Regions from separate parts of the Mus musculus genome. Here region 1 is linked to region 2. A link is a loop called in an ENCODE intact Hi-C map of the cell type or tissue named here. Cell type or tissue: left cerebral cortex. All regions are shown on one strand. Each heading gives the region's core, and the rest is flanking DNA. Links, peaks and the distances in the headings are about the cores only.

The links. A loop is a pair of places that touch in the nucleus more often than their neighbours do. Peaks named below come from ENCODE experiments on the same cell type or tissue, not always from the same donor. Only the 100,000 strongest peaks of a DNase experiment are listed, where the experiment ranks them.
Region 1: it touches region 2 in a loop (2.1-fold over the local background); 1 of 42 quality-filtered maps calls a loop at or near these places.

The regions. Positions count from the first base shown.
Region 1 is chr15:81,482,459-81,491,767 of GRCm38, reverse strand. No RefSeq gene overlaps it. Among named protein-coding and RNA genes, the nearest start is that of Rbx1, 21 kb to the right of the region's middle. In left cerebral cortex, for the core only: a CTCF peak has its summit at 3,620 (motif pointing left); no DNase peak of the experiment used is centred there.
Region 2 is chr15:81,564,483-81,573,791 of GRCm38, reverse strand. No RefSeq gene overlaps it. Among named protein-coding and RNA genes, the nearest start is that of Ep300, 17 kb to the left of the region's middle. In left cerebral cortex, for the core only: no CTCF peak of the experiment used is centred there; DNase peaks (open chromatin) are centred at 4,956 and 4,999.

The DNA.
Region 1 (9,309 bases), core at 2,376-4,875, 81 kb after region 2:
TTTACATACCCTCTGAAAAGTTCCCAGAATTCCAAACATCACACAACCACAGAAACTATCTGTAGGTGGCAAAACCATGCCTCTGCTAGACAGGAGGCAAATTACAGTCATCTGTTGCAGACAGCCTAAAGCAGTCCTACCTCCCTACATCTGGGAATCAAACAAAGGCACATTCTTATAATATTTCTGTTTTTTTTTTTTTTTTTAAAACCAAAATTCCAAATGTCTCAAAAATGTCACTAAAGATCTCTGTTGAGGCTAGCCTGGTGGTCTACAAAGCTAGTTCCAAGATAGTCAGGGCTACATAAAGAAATTCTGTTTTGAAAAAACAAACAACAGGGGCTGGAGAGATGGCTCAGTGGTTAAGAGCACCGACTGCTCTTCTGAAGGTCCTGAGTTCAAATCCCAGCAACCACATGGTGGCTCACAACCATCTGTAATGAGGTCTGACACCCTCTTCTGGTGCATCTGAAGACAGCTACAGTGTACTTATATATAATAATAAATAAATCTTTAAAAATTATTTTAAAAAACGAAACAAACAACAAACAAACAAACAAGAAACAAAAAAAGAAAAAGAAAACTTATTAGAGCTGAATAGGATCGCTCATGCCTGTAACTCCAGCACTAGGAGGCTGAGACAGGATGTTAGCCTGAGTTGGAGGCCATCCTGGGCTAGGATTCTACCTTGACTCTTAAAACTTGACTACAAAACAAACAAACAAACAAACAAACAAAAACAACAACTTGACTATAAAACAAACAAACAAACAGAAAGCAAGAAAAAGAAAACAAAAAAATCAGAAGAAATAAAAAAAGAGAATTTTTTTTTATCACTCTGGAATGTTGTACCCTTAATTGGAACCTGATTCTAAACCTTTCAAACCCTGAAACCCCGATATTCCTGCAGAAAAGCAGCCACGGACCAGGACAAAGTCCTGAGAAAAGGAAACAAATATAGTTGGCTCTCTCTCTCTCTTTCTCTCTCTTTAAAAGATTTATTTATTTATTTTTATGTATATGAGTGCACTGTAGCTGTACAGATGGTTGTGAGCCACCCTGTGGTTGCTGGGATTTGAACTCAGGACCTTTGGAAGAGCAGTCAGTGCCCTTAACCGCTGAGCCCTCTCTCCAACTCAACACAGCTGGCTCTCAAGTGTACAAAAGATCCCCATGCTCCCCTCACTGAGAAACACATGACCTGCCATTCACTCTCATGGCTGGCCAAGACAAAACCAGTTGAGCCATCTCTCCAGCCCCTGAATGCTGATTCTTACAGTATCCACAGGAAACCAGGCAAGTTGTGGGTTTGTGTTGAGCGGCCCAACCCTCAGCATGGCCCAATCCCTCCATGTGAGCCTATCAATCCAGAGTAGCCAGGTCTTCACAGAGAATTTTTATATCCTGAGGAGGAAAGGTGAAAGGGTTTGTGCTGTGAAGACAACAGCTTGACCATCCCTGAAAACTTAGTTATAAGCCAGACAGTGGTGGCTCATGTCTTTAGTCCCAGCACTCACTCAGAAGGCAGAGGCAGGTGGATCTACAGCCTGGTCTACAAGGTGAGTTCCAGGACAGCCAGGGTTACACAGAGAAACTCTGTCACAAAGCAGGCTTGCAATCTCAGTTCTTGAAAGCCGGAGGCAGGAGAATATCAAGTTTGTGGCTAATCTGGGCCATAGAGAATTTAAAAAAGGGAGCCTCTCAACAAATACACAAATAGGTAAGAGGGGAAAAAAAAGAAAGCAAAACAGACAGAAATATTAATATTTATGAGAAATATCCAGTTATATTTTTATACTGGCTTAATTTCTCAGAAAGCAAAAACAAGCTTTGGCATCTCATCCACTAGTCGTTCTAATGAGACTCCTTGTGGGCACCCACGCTTTTTTCCCTGAGTCAGGTTGGTTCTCTTTCCTTGCCCTCTGCAGCCAACCCTGAGGTTTCTTGTGGAACATTCTTCTTAGCTAACTAACTCTTCTTTTTTTCAGGGGTGAGGGGTGGGTGTGGGTTGGGCCATTGAAACAGGGCTACATAGGTAGCCTAGAACTTACAGTGTAGATCAGGGTGGACTTGAACTCACAGAGATCCTCCTGCCTCTGCCTCTGCAGTGCTGGTATCAAAGGCCTGTGCCCCCATGCCTAGCAAGCACTCTGCTTATTAATCTGTTTTCTATGTGCACCTGTGTGCAGGTGTCTGTGTTAGCCAATGGTATGAAATCCCTTTGAAGCCAGAGTTTCAGGTGGTTGTAAGTCACTTAATTTGTGTGCTGGGAGCTAACTTGCAGTCCTGCACAAAACAAAATGTGCTCTCAACCACTAAGTCATCTCTTTAGCCCCAACCCTGACCCTAAAAGCCTCGTCCCAACCTGCCAGCTGTGTTTAATCAACAGCAACTGTAGCCCCAGCTACTCTCTTCACACTCCACACCTGCCTGTGTCCTCGTGCCTCTGTTGTCATAGGTGACCCATGCAACACCCCCCGGCCACATCCCTCCATCTCTCCTGTAGGCCCAGAGCCAAGCTTTGGACTTCAGCATCTCTCCTGGCCTTCTGAATCTGGGGAGCCCTCCCTCCCTTTCTATACACCCAGGTGTCACACGTTACATACATGTTACATACATGTCTGTCTGTCTAGTGCTTCCTGTTCTTTCTCTGTCACAGTAAGATGATTTTTGTTGCCTGGCGGTGGTGGCACACACCTTTAATCCCAGCACTTGGGAGGCAGAGGCAGGCGGATTTCTGAGTTCTAGGCCAGCCTGGTCTACAAAGTGAGTTCCAGGACAGCCAGGGCTGTACAGAGAAACCCTGTCTCGGAAAAAAACAAAAAACAAACAAAAAAATTTATTTCTATTAATTAATTTTTGATTTCTCTCTGTAACTCTGGCTGTCCTGGAACTTGCTCTGTAGACTAGGTTGGCCTTCCACTCAGAGATCAGCCTGTCTGCCTCTGCCTCTGCCTCCGCCTCCGCCTCCGCCTCTGCCTCTGCCTGCCTCTGGAATGCACCACCACTGCTCAACTCTGCAATTCATTTTTATGTATACGCGTATGACTGGGTATTTGTGTGCAGATGCCTGCAGAGACCAGAAGAGACTGTCTGACTGGAGCTTGAGTTGACCTGGTGTTCATCTTTCTAGCTGATAAATATTGCTAGGGAAATAAGGGTGTCAAGAACCTCAGAGGGGGGGGACACATCTCCAACTTGTCCTGGATAGGTCCCTTTAGTACATGTTATCCTCCTTACAATGAACACTCCAGGTAAGTGAAGATCTTCCTTCTGTCTTATTGGGGGTGCCTGTGTGGGTCTTGGGGTGCTGCTCACTGCCTGACTGTCACACTGGCACTTAGAAGAAAACCATACCAAATAAATAAATAAATAAATAAACATTTGGATGGTCTGAATGAACTTCAGGGCTGCAGGATGTCAGCCAGCTAGTGATGGGCAGGCAGACTGTCACCAGAGGCCCTCATATGATGACAAGAAGCATGGTTCTAGGGCTGGAGAGATGGCTCAGCGGTTAAGAGCACTGACTACTCTTCCAGACGTCTTGAGTTCAATTCCCAGAAATCGCATGGTGGCTCACAACCATTTGTAATGGGATCTGATGCCCTCTTCTGGTGTGTCTGAAGACAGCGACAATATACTCACATACATAAAATAAATAAATCTAAAAACAAACAAAAAACCAAAAAGAAGCACTGGTATCTTGAAAGGCACACAGAGTCCTCATTCACAGATCAGATCTTTGATGATTCCAGGAACTGGCTCAGGTCTCCTGCAGTCAGCTCACCCCAGGCAGGCTTCTGACTCCTGTTCTCCTGGATCAAGGAGGCCTCAGGGAACTTCCAGAGGTTCTTTCGGCCCCCACACCAAGAATTAATCCCCTCCTTCCACACTTTAACTATTTCCCATGTGTTGCTGTCAGATGAAGGGCTGGTCCCCCACATTCCAGTCTTAGAGCCCAGCTAGGGACAGGCAGGCCTGGTGCGGGAGTGGGAGCAAGTGAGTGTCTAAGAATCCAACTTCTGCCTCTCAGCCTTCACACCCCCTTCTGGTGTGTGGGCAGTGCTCAGACAGGCACAGGCTGCCCTCCAAGGACCAGGCCACTTGCTGCCAGCTTCAGCCACAGGAGCTGCCTGGGAAAGAGCCTGACTGAGTTGGTAAAGCCACTCTGAGTTCCTCCTGAGTTTTTCTGGTGGTGGTAGCCGTGTGTGTGTGTGTGTGTGTGTGTGTATACACTCGAGCATGTGTGTGTACACATGAGTGCACCTTTTTTTTTTCCTTTCTGTGTTTTCTTCTTTCTCTTTCTTTTCTTTTTCTTTTTCTTTTTTTTTTTTAATTTTGTTTTTCAAGACAGGGTTTCTCTGTGTAGCCCTGGCTGTCCTCGAACTCAGAAATCTGCCTGCCTCTGCCTCCCGAGTGCTGGGATTAAAGGCTTGCGCCACCACACCTGGCCCACCAGAAGTTTTTTTGGTGCATTTCTCTCTATGACATCCTGACAAATGAAGCTCAATGACAAAGCAATGTAAGGCAGACCAATACATGGGTGTCATTATCAGAGAGTCCTTCATCACGTGTCCATTCACGTGCTTGCTTTAGCAGAGCATCTCTCCTGTGTCTGCTTCAGTGAAATATTCCTTCATGAGTCTGCCTTAGCCTTTCACACCTGTGTTCACTTCTGCTCCATGTTCCTTCACTTGCTTGCCCCAGCAATACACCATCCAACCGACTTCCCATAGAACCCTTAAGTTTCCTCTTCATTCAGGGATTTGACTCTGTTAATGAAAGGCTTTGGGCATTCGGAACATGGTAGTAGGAGCACATGACATACTAGGAGGGCGAGAGACTAGGGCAGATTAAAGGATGATCAGAGTCTACAGGGCTAGGCAAGTAAATGGTGAGTGTAATCTGTAAAATGGAGGCTTGGGGCAGCGTGGAGTGGGATGGGCTTCGGTCCCCTTGGGGCTCTAGGAACACTTTTTTTCATGGACAGCCACTCCATAGCCCCATGCTTAGAATATTTCACCTGCAGTACCCCCAAGCCCACAGGGCTCTAACCATACATGGAGGACATCTGCAGATAGGTGTTGAAACTCCACTCTGCCAGTCTCCAAATGCATTGCTCCATCATCCCCCTGTCACTTAGGACAAACACTAAGAAGTCACCCTTGGCTTTTTCTCCCCTGCTACAGCTGAGTTCTTGGAGGCAGAGGCTCTGGTGCACGCAAGATTCAGCCTCAGTCAGGTGTGGTGGTGCCCACCTTTATTTAACCCCAGCAGTTGGGAGGCAGAGGCAGTGGCAGCTGGATCTGTGTAAGTTCAAGGTCAACCTGGTCTATGAAGCAAGTCCAGGACAGCCTCACCTGTAACCCACGCCCATGGTGCAGCCATTGCAGCTGGAAGCGTAATGGACATCAATACGGCTCTCTAAGAGGTGACAAAGACTGTCCACAACAGCCTAGCACTTGGCAAAGATAACAAAGCCACAGATAAGCACCAAGCTCATCTTTGGGTGCTTGCATCCAATTGTGATGAGCCTGTGTATGTCAAGTTCACTGGGGACGGGGGGACGGGGGTGGGGGGGTGGGGTGGGGGAGGGACACAGACACTGTGCTAAGCACCAAATCAACCTAATGCAGGGCAGTGACAGGAAGAAACCAGGGTAGCAAGCAGGCCTCTGTGCCAGCGGCAGAGGAGGGAGCCATGGCAAGCAGGAGGCTGCAGCTGTGTAGAGTTAGGGACTATGGCAGAGACTCTCGGGCTGAGGGTGTCATCGGAGAGTACTTTAAGTTCAAGAAAAGAAACACTTGGCTTAGCTGGGCGTGGTGGCGCATGCCTTTAATCCCAGCACTCGGGAGGCAGAGGCAGGCGGATTTCTGAGTTCGAGGCCAGACTGGTCTACAGAATGAGTTCCAGGACAGCCAGGGCTACACAGAGAAACCCTGTCTCGAAAAACCAATAAAAAAAAAAAAAAAGAAGAAGAAACACTTGGCTCATTTAAAACGTCACCTCTTTTTTTCTTTACCATTTTGAACCAACCCAATGCTATGTGCCAAGTGTATTGTGCAATCGCTGCCTGCCCAGAGCCCAGCACAGCTCACAGGTTTCACTGTAGCCCTTGTCTATGTCACTTCTATCCCCAACATCTGACCTGGGTCCAAAAGGCCATGCCCGCTTTCAAAGCTCTGTTCTAATGTCATCTTCTCCAGGAACAGGCCTGTTCTGAAGGTCCTGCCTGACCCAGCCCTGCTCCCCCTGCCTCCCCCCTACTCCCCCTACTCCCCCTGTTTTCCTCTGCTCCCCCCTGCTCCCCTCTGCTCCCCCATGCTCTCCCTCTGGCTCCCCCTGCTCCCCTCTGCTCCCCTCTGCTCCCCACTACTCTTCCGGAACTGGTTTCGTGGTGGACTAGGCCAAGCACCACCTTCACCACACAGATTGAGTCCCACCCTTTTAACTGCTCCCAGCTCCTATGAGGGAGCTTCACAAATGGTTGTTGAATAAACAGATCTGCTTCCGGCTTGTTTTATTTATGTTTTCTCCCCTTATGGGTCTCAAGAGTTCATTCTGAAAGTCAAAAGCTGAATTTATGTGTTCCTGCTCTGGTAATTCCAAGTCTCCCTGCGGCAGTTTATCTTCTGTGTTCAGGTGTGGCGCTGGGAGTAGAGAGGCGTGCCAGTGAACCTGTGCATGCTCCTAGTGAGGCAGGCAGCGTGTTTCTCTGCGCTGTGCTGGATATGTGCCTGCCTGTCTGCCTGCCTGCCCACCTTGCTTCCTTCCTTCCTTTTCTCTTTTTTTGACTTTTTGAGACAGAGATTCTCTGTGTAGCCCTGGATGTCCTGGAACTCACTCTGTAGACCAGGCTGGCCTTGAACTCAGAGAACTGCCTACCTCTGCCTCCTGAGTGCTGAGGTTAATTTTTTTTTTCAAGACAGAATCTCTCAATTATGTAGCTCAGGATATCCTGGAACTCACTATGTAGACCAGGCTGGCCTATAATTCATAGAGAACTGCCTCAACCTCTGGGTTCTAGGGTTAAAAGCCTGAGCTAACATGCCTGGCTGACATTGTTTTCTTAAAGCATTTTTCTGCTTTTCAGCTGTTACTGAAGGAAAATAAATAAATAAATAAATAAATAAAAGGTGGCGGAATGAGCTGGGTGTGGTGGCGCATGGGCAGTGGTGGCACACACCTTTAATCCCAGCACTTGGGAGGCAGAGGCAGGCGAATTTCTGAGTTTGAGGCCAGCCTGGTCTACAGAGTGAGTTCTAGGACAGCCAGGGCTACACAGAGAAACCCTGTCTCGAAAAAACCAAAACCAAAAACCAAAACCAAACCAAAACCAAAATGGTAGGGGAATGTAGCTCAGTTGGTAGAGTGCTTGTCTATCACAGATGAAGCCCAGCACATGGTACCCACATGGGATCCCAGCGTTTGAAAGCACGAGGCTCAGGAGTTCAAAGTCAGCCTGGACTACAAAGTAACTTAAAGTCAGCCTGAGCTACAGGAGACCCTGTCTCAAACAAGACAAATTCTCCCTTGCCTCTGACATGTTTAGACACCTATATCCCTTTTAAATGAAAATGAAGACATGGCCGATGCAAGCTATGATTGTGGAGAAGGGTTTTATTGAAGATGTGAGGGAGAGTGCAGCCAGAGGCACCTGGAAGGGTCCAGACTACACTGGGCCATGAGAGCAGAGGGGCTGGAGGAGAATGAGAGAGGGCAGGAAGAGGAGAGAGGGCAGTGTGGTGGTTTGAGAATGCTTGGCCCATGGGCAGTGGCACTGTTAGGAGGTGTGGTCTTGTTGGAGGTGTGGCTTGAACATAGGCGCCCACCCTCAGAGTCCACTACTGTGTTGGAGGGTGCCTATGCTCAAGCTCCGCCCAGTGGAAACCGTGGTCTCTCCTGGCTGCCTGTGGGAAGAAAGTCCCCTTCTGGCTGCTTATGGATCAAGACATGGAACTCTCTCATCTCCAGTACCACGTCTGCCTGGATACTGCCATGCGTCCCGCCATGATGATAATGAACTGAACCTCTGAAACTGTCAACCAGCTGTAATTAAATGTTTTTCTTTATAAGAGTTGCCTGGGTCATGAGTCTCTTCACAGCAATAAAACCTTAACTAATAAGCTAGAGAGATGGCTCAGAGGTTAAGAGCACTGACTGCTCTTCCAGAGGTCCCGAGTTTAATTCCCAGCAATCACGTAGTGGCTCACAACCATCTGTAATGGGATCTGATGTCCTCTTCTGGTGTGTCTGAAGAGAGTGACAGTGTACTCATAAAATAAGTAGATAAATCTTTAAAAAAAAAAAAACAAGGGCTGGTGAGATGGCTCAGGGGTAAGAGCACCCGACTGCTCTTCCAAAGGTCCGAAGTTCAAATCCCAGCAACCACATGGTGGCTCACAACCACCTGTAACAGAGATCTGATGCCCTCTTCTGGTGCATCTGAAGACAGCTACAGTGTACTCACATATAATAAATAAATAAAAAAAAAAACAAAAAAAACAAAAAAAACAAAAAACAAAAAAAAAAAAACCTTAACTAAGACAGGCAGCAAGAGGACACGAGAGGAGTGAACCAAGAGGCCAAGATAGCACATTGGAACCAAGAAAGCACATGGACAAATGGCCTACATAAGGACGCAGAAGGTAAGGGCCATGGAAGCCCAACCTCTAGGCTGGAGAGGGTTAGGGTAGGGAGTGGGCTGAGAAGGACTGGGAGAATTCTTGTCCCAGGTTTCTTAGGGATCTCTCTCTCTCTCTCTCTTGCCTCTGTTTCTTCTTCTCTTCCTTCCTCCTCCTCTCCTCCTTCTTCCTCTTTTTCTTTCTCCTTCTCCTCCTTCATTTTTTTGGGGGGGGGGTATTTGTTTTTCCAGACAGGGTTTCTCTGTGTAGCCCTAGCTGTCTTGGACCTCACTCTGTAGACCAGGCTGGCCTTGAAATCAGAGAGCTGCCTGCCTCTGCCTCTGCCTCTTGAATGGTAGGATTAAAGGTATACACCCCATCATCGCCCAGCAACGCCTGACACCTTACCCTGATGGGTTTTGGAAACCAGGAACTGGGTGCATATTATCATTTATTTGGTTGAACACTGTGGTCAGTGGGAGAGGCTGGACCTGAATTGAGCTTGAGGGAGAGTAACAGTCAAGAAAAAAAATCCTGCTGTCTCAAAAACAAAACAAAAACAAAAAAACAAACAAACAAAAAAAACAAAAAAGAAAAGAAAAGAAAAGAAATTTCTGAAGATGTGAAATGGGATCAAATAAAAAGGGTTTCCAGAAATGAGGAGCAGGGGCCATATGGACCTGTC
Region 2 (9,309 bases), core at 3,658-6,157:
GGGTTTCTCTGTGCAGCCCTGGCTGTCCTGGAACTCACTCTGTAGACCAGACTGGCCTTGAACTCAGAAATCTGCCTGTCTCTGCCTCCCAAGTGCTGGGATCAAAGGCATGTGCCACAACTGCCCCCCCCCCAGTATTTATGAATTTAAACCACAGAAAATGACCCATGAGTTGCTATTATCAAATTTCTCTCTCTTTCTTTTTCCTTTCTTCTTTCTTTGTCTTTTCTTTTCTTCTTTCTTGCTTCCTTTCTTTTCTTTCTTTCTTTTTTTTTTTTTCTTAAGATAGGGTCTCTTTTACGTGTAGCTCTGGCTATCCTGGACCTCACTTAGAGACTATATAGGTTGCCCTCAAACTCAGAGAGATCTATTTGCCTCTTTCTTGAGAGTGTTGGAATCAAAGAGGCATCACATCCAGCCTGGTGTTGTCAAATTCCTTAATTTGAACCACTCCAGAGAACAAGAACTGCTGCTTTTGTTGTGTTTTTAGTTTTTGTAGTAGTTACTAGTTTGTCCTGTGTTTTTTATTTATTTATGTATGTGTGTTTGTTTGTTTAACAGAAAATCTCTTGCAGCCTTGACTGCAATATGTAGCCCTGGCTGTCCTAGAACTCACCATATAAACCAGGCTGGCCACAAACTCACACAGAGGACCTGCCTCTTTCTTCCAAGGGCTGGAAATAAAGGCGTGTGACCTCCTGCCCAGCTTGGTGTTGTTAAATTTCTTAATTTTAGCCTCTAACTTGGTATATGCCAAGGATGACCTGGAACTTCCTAGCCTCCTTCCTGACTCTCTCTCCCCTGGGATTGTAGGTGTTAGTCCTTCCCAAACAACCTGGGGCCTTGAACTCCTGAGCAAGCACTCTGTAGCTGCTCACAGCCTCAGTCCCAAAGGTTCTTGTTTGTTGTTTATTTGTTTGCTTGTTTGTTTGTTTGAAACAAGGTTTCTGTGTGTAGCCCTGGCTATCCTGGAACTCATTCTGTAGACCCAGTTGGCCTCCAACTCAGAGATCCACCTGTCTCTGCCTCCTGAGATCTATGATTAAAGACATATACCACCACTACCCAGCCAGGAAGCTGAGAGAAAAGGGAGAAATTTAATAAATTGGTCCCTTCAAAAAACATTCTCGGCCGGGCAGTGGTGGCTCACGCCTTTAATCCCAGCACTCAGGAGGCAGAGGCAGGTGGATTTCTGACTTCAAGGCCAGCCTGGTCTACAAAGTGAGTTCCAGGACAGCCAGGGCTACACAGAGAAACTCTGAAAGAAAGAAAGAAAGAAAGAAAGAAAGAAAGAAAGAAAGAAAGAAAGAAAGAAAGAAAGAAAGAAAGAAAGAAAGAAAGAAAGAAAGGTGGGTGGTTAGAGGAAGTCAGTTCAAAACTTTGTGGCTGGCCTCAAACTCAGAAATCTGCCTGCCTCTGCCTCCCGAGTGCTAGGATTAAAGGCGTGTGCCACCACTACCCGGCTTGATACATGCCTTTAAGCCAAGTATCTGGGACGAAGAGGCAGGCAGATCTCTGAATTTAAGGCCAAATAATTTATATAGTAAGTTCTGAACCAGCCAGGCCCGTAAAGACTGCATAACAATTTAAGTGCCCAGTGACCAAGGACTGGTTAAGCACAGATTAATATTCCTTTTTTTGTTTGTTTGTTTGTTTCATGAAGTTCTTACCATGTAACCCTGGTAGGCCTAGAACTTCTTATGTAGACCAGGTTGGTTTGGAACCTGCATCTGACTGTCTCTTTAGTTCCTTAATGCTATGACTAAAGCCATGAACCATACATGGCTAAGCTTAGTGTTCTTTAAAAGGGAGCAGCAAGGATAAGGGGTTTTTTTTGTTTGTTTGTTTTCCTTTTTTGAGACAGGATTTCTCTGTGTAGCCCTGTCTGTCCTGGAACTCACTTTGTAGACCAGGCTGGCCTTGAACTCAGAAATCGGCTTGCCTCTGCCTCCCAAATGCTGGGATTAAAGGCGTGTGCCACCACCACCACCTGGCAGGAGAAAGTTTTTTATCATTCCTTTAAAAATCATTTGTAGGGCTGGAGAGATGGTTCAACAGTTAAGAGCACTGACTGCTCTGCCAGAGGTCCTGAGTTCAATTCTCAGCAACCACATGGTAGCTCACAACCATCTGTAATGGTGTCTGACACCCTCTTCTGGTGTGTCTGAAGACAGCTGCAGTGTACTTACATATAAAAATTAATCTGTGGGCTGGAGCGAGCAGAGGTCCTAAGTTCAATTCCCAGCAACCACATGATGGCTCACAACCATCTGTACAGCTACAGTGTACAGTGTACATAAAATAAATAAACAAATAAATAAATCTTTTTAAAAAATTGTTATCATTGTCATGTCTGAATGGGGACAACACACTTCAACATGCATGTGGAGGTCAGAAAACAACATTTAAGGGTTGGTTCATCACACTAGGCATGGTGCTTCAGAACAGCCAAGACTAGACAGACAAAACAAACAGAACTTGGTTCTCTCTTTATGGGGCCTGAACTCAGGTCATCAAACTTGCATTTAAAAGCACTAGATGCTCTTCTAGAGGACTCAGGTTCCATTCCAAGCAACTATATGGTGGCTCATAATTGCAGACAACCGTAGTTTCAGGGGATTTGATGCCGTCTCCTGGTCTCCATGAACACTCCACATGCACATGGTATGTGTATGTACATACAAACAAAACATCCAAACATATTTTTAAAAAAAAATCTGCCTGGCAGTGGTGGCAGTAGTGGTGTACAGCTTTAAACCCAGCACTCGGGAGGCAGAGGCAGGCAGATCTCTGAGTTTAAGGACAGTCTGGTCTATAGAATGAGTTCCAGGACAGCCAGGGCTAACCTGTCTTGAAAAACCAAAACTCAAAACAAAAACTTATAGAAGCAAAACCAAGAGATTAGTTTATTATTGTTTTTTGTTTGTTTTTGGTGTGTGTGTGTGTGTGTGTGTGTGTGTTACTAACATTCCTTCTCACAGGAAGATATAAGCAACGAAGAAACAGCTACCCCTTCTCCTAAGGTCCCAATGACAAGCCAAGGCACAATTCAGACACAGTTCATTCTGGGAAACCAATGTGTTTATTGGGCTTCCTTACAGAGAGTTTACTTACAGGAGTGTAGGTGCCTCTCCCCCAACAGGCTATACCTGAGAAGCCATTACCTAGAAGAGATGAGGACTTTGTCTTTCTTCCTTCCTTCCTTCCTTCCTTCCTTCCTTCCTTCCTTCCTTCCTTCCTTCCTTCCTTCCTTCCTCTCTCTCTCTCTCTCTCTCTCTCTCTCTCTCTCTCTCTCTCTCTCTCTCTCTCTTTTATTAAAGAATAGAGTTTATTCAGGACATGGGGAGGGGAGTTAAGAGGGGAGTAGAGGCAGAGAAAGGCAGAGAGAGAAGTAGAAGAGAAGAGGCTAGCCATGAGCACATGGGGTAGGGGGAGAATGGGAAAGGGGCGAGGGGACAGAACGGGAGCAAGACAAGGAAGGCGAGCAAGAGCAAGGACTTTTTCTTAACCCAACAGATAAAATTTTCTTTAGTCTTCTCCAGACTACATTCTCTAGCCTACCCTGATGCCAAGTTCAGTTAAGGCACGGGTTCAAATCAGCCGTGGTAGGGAGGAGCCGGATCCTCGGGGGAGGAGCTCAGCTTTCTCCCCCTCCATTGGGGGGTGTAAACAGTCAACAGGCCAAGCTGGATCTCTTGCAAGGGGGTAGAGTCTCCAAGATGGTAGTTGCTTGGCTTGAAGGGCAGTCATGAATGATGAATGTGTTTGTGTGAGGCAAACGTGATAACCACTACACTACGGAAACTTGTTGAATGTGTTTGTGCGTGTGAGTGTGTGCAAGTGTGTGCTTGCTTACACTTGCTCATGCAGAAAGCCAGAGGTCTACATCAGCTGTCTTCCTCTGCCTTCTTTTTTTTTTTCTTTTTTATTTATTTATGAGAAAGGGTTCCTCACACTGGCCTGAAACACACTGGTTGGTCAGACTGGTTGGCTATGTAGCACCAAGGTCCACCTGTCACCACCTAACAGCCATCATTATTACATACAAATTATTCGTATAAGAAAAGGAATATATCCCAAGATATATGATATGGGTAAGGAGAACTGTACTGGTAGTATATCTCAGTGGGCGAGTACTTGGGCAATATATGTAAGATCTTAGGTTCAGTCCCCAGCACCACAAAAAGAGAAACTGGGCAGACAGAAAAGAATACTGGGTTGGAGAGATGGTTCATCATTAAGTACACTAGCTGTTCTTACAGAGGCCCCAGGTTCAGTTGCCAGCACCCACACTGCTCACAGCCATGCCTATGGCCAGTGCCAGGAAGTTTCAATACCTTTTTCTAACTTCCTTAGGCACCAGGTACACATAAGATGCACAGCCATAGACACAGGCAAAGCATTCATATCACAGAAAAATAAAACAAATGAATCTAAAATAAATGTATTGAATTCTTTATTTTTAGTTTTTATTTTGGAGGCAGGGTTGGAAACAGGGTTTCTCTGTGTAGCCCTGGCTGTCCTGGAACTTGCTCCATAGACCAGACTGGCCTCAAACTCAGAGATCAGCCTGTTTCTGCCTCCCAGTTGCTGGGTTTGAAGTTGCACCAGCACTGCCTGGTTGAATTCTTATTATAGGCTGGGCCAGTGCTAAGGTATGAAGGTACAGTGCTGAACGAAACAGAAAATATGTATATATGGAGACACACACTGAATCCAGCAAAGCAGCTATGTGTGATGAGCACGATGACCGGACACACAAAGACACAGGCAGCAGGGACATCCAGTGGTCTTGGTAGGTGGGCAGAAGGTGTAAGATTTATTTGGGAGCAGAGAGAGAGACAGACAGACAGACAGACAGACAGTGGGAGTGGTTTTAAAGGAATTGAAGCTCCAGTAGAGGAAACAACATTTTGGAGGGAACAGACCAAAGTCCATTTGAGGAACTGAAAGAAATTCTGTGCAACCAGAAATAGACATGAGCCTGTTTAGAAGCCGTGCAAGAAATCAGGTATAATGCAGAGGAAAAAATGAAAGGACAAGACAAGCTGGGTGTGGTGCTGCATGTATGCCTGTAATTCCAGTCAGTGGGAGGCAGAGGCAGGAGGACTGTGGTAAATTTGAAAGGAGTCTGTGCTCTATAGTGAGTTCCAGGGCAGCTTGTGCTACAGAGTGGGACTCTGTCTCGGGGGGGGGGGGGGGGGGGGGGCGGCACACATCAGTTAAGAAGCTTCTGTATGCCGGGCAGAGGGGGGTGAGACACACTTTCAATCCCAGCACTTGGGACACAGAGGCAGGTAGGATCTCTTGAGTTCGAGGACAGCCTGGTTTACAGAGTTTCAGGACAGCCGAGACTACACAGAGAAACCCTGTCTCTATCCCCAAAACAAACAAAAACAAAACAAGAAGGAAGAAAGAAGAAGGGGAAGGAGGGGGAGGAGAAGCAGCAGCAGCTTTGGTGGGGGGAGGAGGAGGAGGAGGAGAAGCAGCAGCAGCTTTGGTGGGGGGAGGAGGAGGGGAAGAGGAAGAGGAGGAGGAGAAGAAGAAGAAGCAGAGGCAGAGGCAGCTGGAGGAGGAGGAGGAGGAAGAGGAGGAGAGGCAGCAGCTTTATTATAAAGAACAGTGAGGCTGTTCACACCAAGTCTGATGATTTGATGTAACTGTCAGTAACTGGAATCTGGAATCCACATGATGGAGAGAGAGAATCGGCTCTTCACAGTCCTCTGACATACCCATTCTGGCATGGCTGCCTTCCCCCCAATAAATAAATGTAAAAAACAACAACAACAACAGTGTTTTCGTTTTGTTTTGTTGCTTGTTTGTTGAGATGGGATTTTTCTGCTTAGCCCTGGCTGTCCTGGAGTTTGCTTCATAGACCAGGCTGGCCTTGAACTCACAGATCTTCCTGCCTCTGCCTCCTGAGTATGCATCACAGGCTGTTAAAAAAAAAAAAAAAATAAGACTTTGCAACCTCTGTGTTCGGTCTCTTGTGATGGTTTGAATGGGAGTAGCCTCCGTATTTGATGCTTGGGATCATTCAGGAGTGGTACTACTTAATAGGATTAGGAGATGTGGCCTTGTTAGAGGAAGAGAAATGTAGAAAACCTAAAAGGACCGATGAGGTAGCTCCGTGGATGGAAGTGCCTGACACTAAGCCTCAGGACCTGGATTTAAGCCTCAGGACCCAGGGTGGTCTCTGACCTCCAGCCTCACACCATGGCAGCCCTGTGTTCACACACTTTTACACACTTACATAGTTACATACATAAATGATTTTTAACATGGGAATGACTAGAAAGATGGCACTGTAGTTAAAAGAATTACTGGTCTATTGGCAGACCAGAATCCCAGAACTCATAGGTGGTAGGCAGTTTCCATGCACCTGTGACTCTAGCTTCAAATGATATTTATACGTTTCCCTTCGGACCTCTGGGCACTTGCACACACAGAGACTTATACACACATAAGTAAAAGAACACATTTTGTTAAAAGGTTGTTTTTAGTTTATGTATATCAATACTTGACACTTGTGTGTGTGTGTGTATGTATTATATTGCACATATATATAGCATATACATATATATGCTATGTATATATGCAATACTTGAGTGACTAGGGCCCACAGTGGCCACAACAGATCCCCTAGAACAGGAGTTACAGACAGTTGTGAGTTGCCATGTGGTGCTGGGCACTAAAGTCAGGTCTTCTGAAAAAGCAGCCATGTTAACCTCAAGTGGTGGTTTGAATAGGAATGGCCTCTACTGGCTCCTATAGTTGACTGCTTGGTCATTAGGGAGTGTCACTACTTGACAACGGCTAAGTATGGCCTTGTTGTGACCTTGTTGGAATAGGCATGACTTTATTGGAGTAAGTGTGCCATGGGTGGGGGAGGGGCATGCTTTGGAGTTTCCGAGTTTAAGTTAGTTCCAGGTCTCTCTCTTCCTGCTACCTGTGGATCCAGTTGTAGAACTCTCCAGCTCCTTCTCCAGCACTGTCTGCCTGCAGGCCACTATGCTACCTGCCATGAGAAGGGACTAAATGGGAATGATTGTAAGTCAGTCCCAATTAAGTGTTTTCCTTTGTAAGAGTTGCTTTGGTCATAGTGCCTCTTCACAGCAACAGAACAGCAACTAAGACACCCTCTGAGACATTATTCTAGTCTCAAATATAACAAATCTTTAAAAAATGAAACATAGGAGCTGGGCAGTGGTAAAGTACACACTGTTAATCACAGCACTCGGGAGGCAGAGACAGGCAGATCTCTGAGGGTTTGCCCATCATGGTCTACTCAACTAGTTCCAGGTCAGCCAGGGCTACACACAGAAACCCTGTCTCAAAAAACCAAGACAAACCAAACCTTCCAGACATGATCACACTTTCTAACCTCAGTACTTGGGAGGCAGAGGCAGGTCGATCTCTGTATGATGCCAGCCTGTTCCACATAGTGAGTTCCAGGCTAGCCCTGGGCTACATAGTGAGACCCTGTTCATAAGTAAATAAATAGACCATGGCCAGGCATAGTGGTGATACCTTTAATCCCAGCACTTGGGAGGCAGAAGCAGGCGGATTTCTGAGTTCGAGGCTGGCCTGGTCTATAAAGTGAGTTCCAGGACAGCCAAGGCTACACAGAGAAACCATGTCTCGAAAAACCAATAAACAAACAAACCCTGCACCCAAAGGTGACCACAGGCCGCCTATGCCCCAGGTCAGTGTTAGTACATGTAAAGGATGCTACAAAGAAGATGTGTTCCATGATTGCAGGATTCTCCTAACCACTCCAAACTCTGGAGTTTTCCCAAGTTCGTTTTCCTTCTTGTTCCTGTAGCAATGAGGTGCCTTCTGGAAGCTGCCCTGGTCAATGACAGGAGATGCTGTACCCAGGTCTTTACAGCTTGGTGTCATTTCCAAATTTGGAAATTTAGACTCTGTCAGCTAATCTCTGCCATGTATGCTAGGCAGTACCTCAGCTTTCAAGAGGAAGCTGGAACTCAGTGCTCTCAAGTAGGAGATCACTGAAGTACCAGTCAGGACTCCTGAACCAAGCATCATTTGGGAGCTTGTAAGATTTTTCAAATGTTTATGGATGCCAGAAGGCCATAGAGTAGACGGCGAGGCCACCAGGAGATCACTGGGCTGCTGTCTTCTCAGGGAGGGTATCATGGTACAGCTTTTTACTCTGCTCACACATTGAGGCCCAAGCCTGAGAGACTCCAGCAGACCAAGCTCTGACACCAAAACCAACTTCAGAGGGTTATGTTCAGGCCCACATCCACATGCTTCCACCTGGAATAACTCTGTAGTAACACAAGAATTTCTCTTGAATTTGTAGCTAACGTTTCTGCCACCTCATCAACCACTGTGCAACAAACACATAGACTTAAAACAAAACAAAAGGAGTGAAAGTACAAAATTTTTAAAAAGAAAGGCATAGTTGGGCATAATCCCAACACTTGGAAGGCACAGATAAGAGGAGTTCTGTGAGTTTGAGGCCAGCCTGTGTACACAAACAATTTCAGGAAAGCCAGGACTTCACAGAGAAACCCTGTCATAAAATGACAGCAGGCAAACAAGCCAGGCATGGTGGCATATACTTTTAATAACAGCACTGGGAAGTTAGAGACAGGTTGATCTCTATAAGCTCAGGGCCAGTCTGCCACAGAGTGAGTTCCAGGCCCGCTAAGGCTCCATAGTGAGACCCTGCTAGAAACAAAGAAAGAAAGAAACAAACAAACAAGTGTGATATTAAAACATAAGGAAGCTAAGGAGGGTAAGAAACTTCCTTGTGTGGCAGATAATATTCTCTTTGTTGTTGTTGTTGTTTCTAGACCAGATTTCTCTGTGTAGTCCTGGCTATCCTGGAACTCATTCTGTAGACCAGGCTGGCCTCTAAATCTTCCTCCTGAATGCTGGGATCAAAGTTATGTACCACTACCAGCCAGAATATTTATTTTCTTAGAAATAGTATTTAAAGCCATTTGTCTAACTGCCAAGTTCAGGCTTATAATTGCCTAAGATGCCCTAGGTGCTATACAGCTGTCAAGTCTGAATAACTTAACAGTTGATTATCTTAGTTTTCATGTGTTGGGGGGGGTGTACGTGCTGTAGACGTATCCATAAGTGTGTGACCACATATGTGTTCTGGATCATGCAGTGGTCCAAAACTGACATCAGGTGTCTTCATTGAATATTCTCCACCTTCTTCCTTGAAGGAAGCGCTTTCCGTTGAGTCCAGAGCATGAGGATACGTCTAGCCTACCCAGGCGACTGGCTCTGCGAATTTCATCTCTGCTTTCCAAGAACTAGGATTAC